Regions from separate parts of the Homo sapiens genome. Here region 2 is linked to region 1. Evidence: chromatin contacts called from ENCODE Hi-C or POLR2A ChIA-PET data. All regions are on one chromosome and are shown on one strand. The core of a region is the stretch at or near the end of the contact, and the rest is flanking DNA. Distances in the headings are between cores, read along the strand shown.

What was found. Hi-C counts contacts between places; a loop is a spot of excess contacts on that map. ChIA-PET counts read pairs that join two places held with the same protein, here RNA polymerase II (POLR2A). Pooled maps may share reads with other maps.
Region 2: a pooled map shows a loop between it and region 1 (2.7-fold over the local background). The contact joins the promoter of H3C11 here to the promoter of RIPOR2 in region 1. A Hi-C loop is called at or near these places in 1 of 37 single-sample maps with no recorded cell type and 2 of 50 pooled maps. POLR2A ChIA-PET finds 5 or more read pairs at or near these places in 2 of 52 experiments (CD4-positive, alpha-beta T cell and activated CD4-positive, alpha-beta memory T cell).

What each region holds. Positions count from the first base shown.
Region 1 is chr6:24,934,420-24,939,014 of GRCh38, forward strand. It overlaps RIPOR2 (RHO family interacting cell polarization regulator 2), which reads right to left and starts at 1,541. Exons shown (of 22, transcript NM_001286445.3): 1 at 1,419-1,541. The coding sequence starts at 1,479. The region is part of intron 2 of LOC105374981 (a long non-coding RNA gene); the gene reads left to right. RefSeq lists an enhancer at 2,254-2,423.
Region 2 is chr6:27,870,385-27,875,312 of GRCh38, forward strand. It overlaps H3C11 (H3 clustered histone 11), which reads right to left and starts at 1,962. Exons shown (of 1, transcript NM_003533.3): 1 at 1,461-1,962. The coding sequence starts at 1,931. The coding sequence ends at 1,521. H4C13 (H4 clustered histone 13) reads right to left here and starts at 3,150. Exons shown (of 1, transcript NM_003546.3): 1 at 2,764-3,150. The coding sequence starts at 3,126. The coding sequence ends at 2,815. RefSeq lists enhancers at 1-158, 159-796, 2,712-3,349, 2,781-2,830, 3,131-3,300 and 1 more.

The DNA.
Region 1 (4,595 bases), core at 291-2,790:
TGATAAAAACCCAACTAATGATTTTAAATATTTCTGTAGCTAGAACAACATAGCAGAAAGACAACATCAAAATATTAACCATGATTACATTCTACATGACTAGATTACAAGGGGTTCTTTGCGACACTCTAATTTTTCTTCAGCGAACTTGTATTGCTTGGGTAATTACACATACACAAAAACCTTACTACTGTTCCTTTTAAAAAATTACTGAATAGAGTTTTTTAAAAAATTGCTAGACGTAGTTTCTTGCGGAAAATAATCAAATTCACGAGATTCTTGAGTCCAAATTTCCTTTATTTAGGTGGCTCCAAATTCTAAAAAAGCTTTTGCCTATAGCCCAATCTCATAGGCAGCATTTGAACAAAACATCCATCCAATGACTAGATCATCCCTTTAAAATCGCAACCTTTACAGTTAAATTCCAGTGGATAGGTCAAGTCATGGAAAAGCTGCAAGATGAGAACAGAAAACTGAGCAGTGCCAATGGGGATTGGAAGCTACCAGGGCTCCAGTATCCCGACTTGGGAAAAAAGAAAATTGGAAAAGGGAATGGAGGGTTGGAGTGCCAAGTATGTGTGAGGAAGAGTAAGAGAGAAGGACCCAGGCCGGGCATGGTAGCTCACGCCTGTAATCCCAGCACTTTGGGGGGCCAAGGAGGGTGGATCACCTGAAGTCAGGATTTCAAGACCAGCCTGGCCAACATGGCAAAATCCCATCTCTACTAAAAATACAAAAATTAGCTGGGCATGGTGGTGGGCGCCTGTAGTCCCAGCTACTTGGGAGGCTGAGGCAGGAGAATGACTTGAACCCGGGAGACGGAGGTTGCAGTGAGCTGAGATTGCACCACTGCACTCCAGCCTGAGCAACAAAGCAAGACTCTGTCTCAAAAAACAACAACAAAAAAAAAAAAAAAAAAAAAGAGAAGGACCGAGAGAAAGATAGACAGAGAGAGAGAGACAGAGAGAGAGAGAGACAGAAAGAGAGAAGTGCAAATCAAAGCAACATGGTACCATGAAAAACCACTCCTGGTCCATTTATTTAACTTCTTCCCTAGCAGCCCTGCTGTGCTCAAACCACTGTGACAGGCTTTCCTTAAGGTGTTAGACAAGAGATAGCACAGAAGAGAGACAAGGCAAAAAATTTAGTACTATTTTCCAGCCTAAACTAAACCTTTATTTTAGTCATGACTTTAAAAAATGTATTTGCGGGAATGACTCAACCCCTTGTTCCACCCCTTGCCTTGTGTATTCCTTCAGTGCCTAAGTTGATATTTGCAGCCACTACCTCACTCAGGATGCTTTGTTTTTATCATTTCAAAATACTCAAGTCCTTGCCCAAGCTGGGCAAAAGTGTCCAGTGGTGTCAAAACAAAGCAAAGCAGACCGGAGAGCCTCCTGCCAGAAAGATGCATTTACCTTCACCAAAAACATCATCCTCTTCATCGACCAGGAGCTCCTCAGCATCAAAAAACTGCATCTTGGAGAGGACAGGCGCGAGAAGCAGCAGGCAGCAGCCCCGGCAGTCTCAGCAGTCACACTGCCGACCGAGGTGATTTCCTTTCCTTGGGTTGCCCAAGCCCTCTGGAGGGCAGCTTCCGCATCTGCCCTGAAGAAAGCAGTTTCATTCATATGAATAGGCTTCTTGAGCCTTGTGAAGAGTGAATCCCAGGTGGGGTAATTCTCACCACTGAGGAGAAAGAATTTTTTGAAGAGGGCTGCAGATCCGGTTGGATATGAATACAGATATCACTCAAAGTCTGAATGCAATGAATTCTATTTCAAAGCAACAACTTTCATATTTCCTTAAAGAGGAAGGTGGGTGCTTAACTTTCTTGCTTATGAATTTGAACACAATGGGTTTTGTTGAAAGAGGGAGTTCATATTTCTCATATCTTGGTTTTGCTTCAATTACAATTTATCTGAAAGTAAAGCAAGCCACTATGTTAAACCAAAGCAGGCATTTAGAGGACAGAGCTTTTATTTTGCTCAGTAATAGTTGCATTTTTCTTTTCTTTTCTTTTCTTTTTTTCAAACCTCTTGCATTTAAGGATTGGAAACTTTACAGCATTTAAACCAAACTGAACCATATCTAGGCTTTATGTGGCTCGATTAAATCTATAGTCAATGAATAGATAACTGGTTTTGGTCAAACATCTTGCATTTCACAATATTTACTCAGTTTGATACTTCAGACTGTATCACTAAAGGAGAAAGAAGAAAATGTAACTCAAAAAGCAGTCCTCCCAAAGGGATGAGTGAACACTGAGCTTCTACGCGAGCACCATTGGCTGGCATCACCATATCGAGCTACCCAACGTGTGCCAAATTCTGTCTGGCTGCACAAACAAACACACATCTCTCTGAGTAATACTGAGACTTCATTTCGGGGTTTCCCAGAGCACTCCACTGTGTTGTAAGATCTCTTAGGTGGCCAGAAGCTTAGAAAATGCAAATGGAGATGACAGTGAGGAGCTGTTGACCCAAGGTGTTTATTTTTGGCACTTTATTTACTGCATGGTTTTGAAGATACTCCCAGTGTTACCCTAGAGAAACTGTCCCCTCCTCCTGTAACTGCAACCTTGAAATTGCACCATTTTCTCCCAGAAGAGACTGTGGACAACAGGGTTGGAGAAATCCAGCAGTGAGAAGGGATCACCCCAGAGGAATTCAGGAATCAGACACTGAGGGTTAACTGAGCAGCAACAGTCAGTTCATCCCTGCATTGGTGGCTGCAGCAGTTCCCAAAGACAGTGTACAGCTTGGGTCCTGCTGGGATCACCAATTGTTGTCAATCAGGGCTGGAACCATCCTTAGAGGAGAGCTTGGAAATGTCTGGGGTGTTTTGGGTGGCACAATGACTGGGGGTTATTACTGGTATTTAATGTCTTAGCACTCAGGGGCCCAGGGATATCAACCTTACCATAATGCATGGAACAGTAGCTCAACAGGAAGAACTGTCCAGCTCCAAATACCAATAATGCCCACCTTGAGACACACTGACAGGCAGAGAACTGGAGTTATCCTTTTCTCTAGCTCTCCTTTGCATCTCCCCTTTCTGACCCTTTTACCACCCCCTACCATGATCCCCACTTGAATGATGTTTCTGGACAAGGGTTGCACTTAGTTACATAAATTAAATTAATTAAAATGGGCCTAGGTGTAGGAAATTTGGATGTGGACTAAAGCTCTCTTTTGTGTGGTTGGGATAAGAGGATGGGTGTCCATTTTGATAATCACTACATTTCTCAACTACTGTCCTATGTCCTTTAATCTCCACAACTTCATGAGGTGGGTGCTATTATCCCATTTTACAGATGAAGCAATGGGGGCTCTGAGGGCTTGAAAAACATTCCTAAGATCAGGCAGCTAGTGAGTGGCAGATTTGACTAATTCCAGAGCTCACTCTGTTACCTCATGTCTGGACAACTTATGGGAGTGACTGCACACAGTCCAGTTCACTGCAGCATCCCCGTGGCTCTTGGGGACCTGCACTACCTCCCTCACCTCCCACCTCAGAACTACCTGGTTACCACGTGAACCTGAGGGCCCTAGCTATTCCACTTCAAAAAGTTAGCATAACCTCTGTAGGCCTGTTTCATTTTAAGTGGGTGGAATTGTGTCTCCCCTGTTGAATTCATATGTTGAAGTCCTAACCCCCAGTACCTCAGAATGTGACCTTACTTAGAAACAGGGCCATTGAAGATATAATTAGTTAGGATGAACTTATATCATATTGGAGGAGGATGGGTCCTTAATCCAATATGACTAACTTCCTCATAAAAAGGAGAGATTTAGACAAAGACATAGACATAGGGAGGATAGTATGTGAAGATGAAGGCAGAGATCCACAAGCCAAGGAACACCAAAGACTGCCAGTAAACCACCATGAGCTAGGGGAGAGGCCTGCAAGAGATTCTCCCTCACATCCCTCAGAAGAACCAATCCTGCCAACACCTTGACCTTGGACTTCTAGCCTCCACAGCTGTGATGCAGTAAGTTTCTGTTGCTTAAGCCACCCAGTTTGTGGTACTTCATTACAGAAGTCCTAGAAAATAATATACTTTCTCATTTGGCTTGTTTTGAGGATTAAGTAGGATAATTTATGTAAAGAAGCTGACACAGTACATGGTACACAGTAAATACCCAGTTATAATTATACGCCTAAGTCTCTCACAGGGACGCTTAGGATATTTCCCAAATTGAAGGCTCAATGGGGATAGAGAATGAGAAGTCACCACACTCCATATAAAACCTCAATAACCCTTAGGAAGTTTCCCTCAGTCTCCTCTTCTCCAATTTAGATATCTCAGAAACACAGCTAATCATCTCAAAGAACAAATCACAAATGCTACCACGAACTCCTTGAAAGCACAGAGGATAGAAAACATGGTTCTTGCTCTCCAAAGTTTACAATTACCTTAGAGAGATATGACATACATGCATGATGTGTTAACTAAAAAGAAAAATTAATAAACTACATATGCATGCATCAATATGGATGAGTTTCAAAAACATAATATTGACTTTGAAAGGTCTCAGAAAATTATAAATGGTATAATTATATTTATATGAGTGTCCAAAATGAGCAAATAA
Region 2 (4,928 bases), core at 712-3,211, 2.9 Mb after region 1:
TTTTCCTTCCTTCCTCCCTTCCTTCCTTCCTTCCTTTGTTTTCTTTCGTCAGCTATCTTTAGTGATCCTGTATTTTAGGTGTGGCCCAAGACAATTCTTCTTCCAACGTGGCCCAGGGAAGACAAAAGATCGGACACCGCTGCACCAGTTGCTGGGATACATGCCTCTTTGCAAGAGTGAATCCAATATGAGAAAGGAAGGCACAGATATGAGGCTGAGCTGGCTGAGAGCACTAGGGAGAAAAATTGCCTTCACATCTCTGCCAGATATCTCCTAGGTCAAGATGTGTGCTTCAAAAAGTTTAAGAGCAAAATGAGGTCATGATAGTCACATATGTAGAGCACATGAGGAAACTCTAAAACAGCTGGAAATAATGGAAAAGTTTGGTTAGAAACCAGGAAGAGCTTTAAAATACCACTTGAAGTTTAATACCCAGACTGATTCTCTCTGAAAAAAAAAAAGAAAGAAAAAATCTCATGAAAATCCAACTCCACAGTCTATGACAAGCATATGGTGAAATGACAGGAAAATATTTTTTAAGGTCCACTTAGAGCTAGAAGTTCATTTCATAGATGACAGCATGCAGTAGGTTAAAGTATCCCTCCTCAGAGGCCCACTACCTAACACATGGCTTGCTAAACATTACATTGAAACAGAACAAAAGTGTCGAGCTTTTTGTCAAAACTGTTACTTGCATGGGGTACGATGGCAACTTTGTTATGTGCATATGCTCCAAGGTGGTCAAGTTACATGGGCTATACAAGAGCTAAATAGCTTACATTGTACCAATTAAGTAACTTATCATTCATTCTTTCCTCCCTTCTGAGTCCTTATTGTCTATTGTTCCACTCTCATGTGTGTAGTTTTTAGAGCCTGTTGTTTTTTGTATTTTTGAGGCGGAGTCTCGCTCTGTAGCCCAGGCTGGAGGGCAGTGGCGCGATCTCGGCTCACTGCAACCTCTGCCTGCCAGGTTCAAGCGATCCTCCTGCCTCAGCCTCCCGAGTAGCTGGGACTACAGGCGCGTGCCACCACGGCCGGCAGTCTTTTTTTTAGTGGACAGGGGGGTTTCACCGTGTTAGCCAGGATGGTCTTGATCTCCTGACCTTGTGATCCGCCTGCCTCGGCCTCACCAGAGCCTGTGGACACTCATTGTGCTACTTGTTCCCTTCAGTAGGGGCAGGTAGATACGCAGGAGACACATTCCTCAAGGATAAAAACAGGAATACTTTTCAAAACTAAACTTCATCTGTAAAATTGACCCCATGACATGTCTTTTTTGAGTGATAATCCTTATCAGTAGGAACAGGTTCTGTATGTGAAATTGATTTAGCATACCAACAGCCTGTGACCTGACTCCTGCATTATAGTGTGTTGGGCCACTACCACGTTTTGTCCACAGCTTGTATTTAACATGGAGCTAAGACACGTCTCAAAAGCTACAGCTTCCTTTTGGTGACAATTGAGGGGCTCTGAAAAGAGCCTTTTGGGGTTGGACAGACTTCTTGGGCTGATAGGAATATTTATGCCCTCTCCCCTCGGATGCGGCGCGCAAGCTGGATGTCTTTAGGCATAATAGTGACGCGTTTGGCGTGAATGGCGCACAGGTTGGTATCCTCAAATAGCCCCACCAGGTAGGCCTCGCAAGCCTCCTGCAGCGCCATCACCGCCGAGCTCTGGAAGCGCAGATCGGTCTTAAAGTCCTGTGCGATCTCCCGTACCAAGCGCTGAAAAGGTAGCTTCCGGATTAGCAGCTCGGTCGACTTCTGGTAGCGGCGGATCTCGCGCAGGGCCACGGTGCCGGGGCGGTAGCGGTGGGGCTTCTTGACGCCACCGGTGGCCGGAGCGCTCTTGCGAGCCGCCTTGGTGGCCAGCTGCTTGCGCGGCGCTTTGCCGCCGGTGGACTTGCGAGCTGTTTGCTTTGTTCGTGCCATGGCTAAGTAGACGTACCTACTCAACACAAATGAGAGAAAAAAACTGATCATCCCGGTATTTATAGCTGCCCTCGCGTTCTGATTGGACAGTAGACTGTGCCATGCCACGTCTCACACACGGAATTGGCTCCCAGTTTAATCTGCTAGTGAAAGGGAGACATTCCGCCTCTGTTTTGGGTCAAGAAACGTAAAATGGTTTTGCTAGCTAAAGAAAAACAAAAACGGAAACAAAAAAAAATCCCCCAAAAGTCTAGGATTTTTCATGCATCAAAATCCTGTTTAAATATAAGCTTGATAAATCTAAACTTGCCTTGCACTATTTTAATTACGAGGTGTCATTACTGATTTGACAAAAAGTTAAAGAACGTAAAGGAAAAGTGAAACTAGAGTAAATTTGTAAATGGAGGCATTGAAGGGGATATGAAATTCGAGCGTTGTGGTATGCCAGTATTTCTCAAATTTAAACGTACTTAATGTTTTAGAAGTTGGCCGACTTTTTCTGTAAAGGGCGATATTAAAACATTTTGGGCGTTGCGGACCACAGTGTCATAGTTACACAGCCCTCGCATTGGTAGCGGTAAAGTAATCGATACAAGATAAATGAGACCGGCTGTTTCATTATGACTTTTGCAAAAACCAGAGAGGCGTTATAGATTTGGCCGTGTATCAGAGAAGCCGGCACTTTTAACCACTAAGTAATGCTGAAAGGGGCACCGAACCTCAAACTTCAGCGACTGCTTATGTGGAATCGCTAATTTGCCAAAACTGCCATACGTTTAAGTGTTCTTAAGAAATTAACTATCTTTAGTCTACAGCTCTTTCACAGACTTCATGGGTGGCCCTGAGAAGGGCCTTTGAGGAACCGTGTAAGTAAGTAAAACACTCAGCCGCCAAAGCCATACAGGGTGCGGCCCTGGCGCTTGAGCGCGTAAACCACGTCCATGGCTGTGACTGTCTTGCGTTTGGCGTGCTCCGTGTAGGTAACTGCATCGCGGATTACATTCTCCAAAAACACTTTAAGAACTCCGCGTGTCTCCTCGTATATAAGGCCTGAGATGCGCTTAACGCCTCCACGCCGTGCCAGGCGTCGGATGGCGGGCTTGGTGATGCCCTGAATGTTGTCGCGCAGAACTTTGCGGTGGCGCTTAGCGCCTCCTTTGCCCAGACCCTTCCCGCCTTTGCCGCGCCCAGACATGTCTTGTACTAAACAAAATGCAACACGGCAAGCCTCGCAGCAGTACTTTATATAGTAATAAATCGGACCTGATTGGGAACTCTCCACACCAGCTGCATCCGGTCGGCCGATTCACAGACCTTGCGCCCTGCCCACGACTTCAGGAAAAAATGGAAAAGGGGGTACTTAAACTCCAGTTTCTAAAAATGATGCCCAGTTAAAAATTACTCAGCTCATCTTGCCCTTCTACAGTGTTTTAGGCTGACCACCGCTGCATTCCATTGTCTGGGTCTTTGCAGCCTGTTTTTCCTGTCACCTCTTAGCATCGATTGTTCTAGTGCTTTGTGGCTGCTGGAATCAAATGGCGCCATCTCTAGAGGGGTAATCACAGTCGTTTCGGGCATTTGTGAAATAGCGTGTAGAAACTGCTTCCGTACAAACTCGAAGTGATCAGCCTATGGAGTGGCTGACTGCAAAAGACGACGCCTGATGATAGCTCCAAGGTGGGATTCCTCACCTTTCTCAAATTTGGTTCTCTATTCTTTTCCTTATATTTTACTCTTTCTGTAGCTGTCCTTTCTGTTCCTTTCTCTCCCTCGCCAACCACATTTTTGGGGCAAGAACTTTCTATTTTTTTTTCCTCATTCCACCTAGAAACACTTCAGGAAGCTGTTTGAGAAAGAAAGGTGGCTTTTACCCTGTATTTCCTTAGAATTGTGAAGGTGCCGCTTGAGCTCCCTCATGTTCCTCTTTTCTGTTGAACTAGGAAATCAGCTGTGCCCAGAAACCCTGTCTTTTACATTTACAAATAAAGTGCAGGAGGAAAAGACCGAGGATGACTTTATTCCAAGAAAAAGAGTTTCAAATGGCCGGACGCGGTGGCTCACGCCTGTAATCCCAGCCAGAAGGGAGGCCGATGCATGTGGATCACAAGGTCAGGAGTTCGAGACCAGCCTGGCTAAGATGGCGAAACCCCTTCTCTACTAAAAATAAAGAAAATTGGCCTGGCGTGGTGGAGGGCGCCCATAATCCCAGCTACTCAGGAGGTTGAGGCAAGAAAATCGCTTGAACGCAGAAGGCGGAGGTTGCAGTGAGCCAAGATCGAGCCCCTGCACTCCATGCACTCCAGCCTGGGCAACAAAGTAAGAGTCCGTCTCAAAAAAAAGTTTCAAATAAATGTTGTGTGACCTTCCTGACCTAGGCTGGCTCTGCCTTGCCCTGCCTTCCAGCTATCAGATTTCGTTTCTCAGTAATGTTTACCTTTTATATTTCAAATGTGTATGATTATTTACCTCTTTAGCAAATATCTAATTTTATTCTAAAAATCAGTCTCTGCAAGTACATTATGAACTACTCTATGATTACTGTATGTGCAAAACATTACATACTCATGTTGTAATAGTTAATCAGTTTCTCACTGAGCTAGGCTGGCCTCTTTTTCCTTTTTTTTTTTTTTTTTTTTTTTTTTTTGACAGAGTTTTGGTCTTGTCACCCCAGGCTGGAGTGCAATGGTGAGTTCTCTGCTCACTGCAATCTCCCCCTCACGGGTTCAAGCGATTCTCCGCCTCCCGGATTCAAGCGATTCTTCAGCCTTAGCCTCCTAAGTAGCTGGGATTAAAGGCACCCGCCACTACGCTCGGCTAATTTTTGTATTTTTAGTAGAGACGGGGTTTTGCCGTTTTGGCCAGGCTGGTCTCGAACTCCTGACCTCACGTGATCCGCCCACTTCGGCCTCCCAAAGTGCTGGGATTACAGGCGCGAGCCACTGCTCCCGGCCTTATTTTTTGTATTTGTAGTAGAGACGGGGTTTCAGCGTGTTAGCC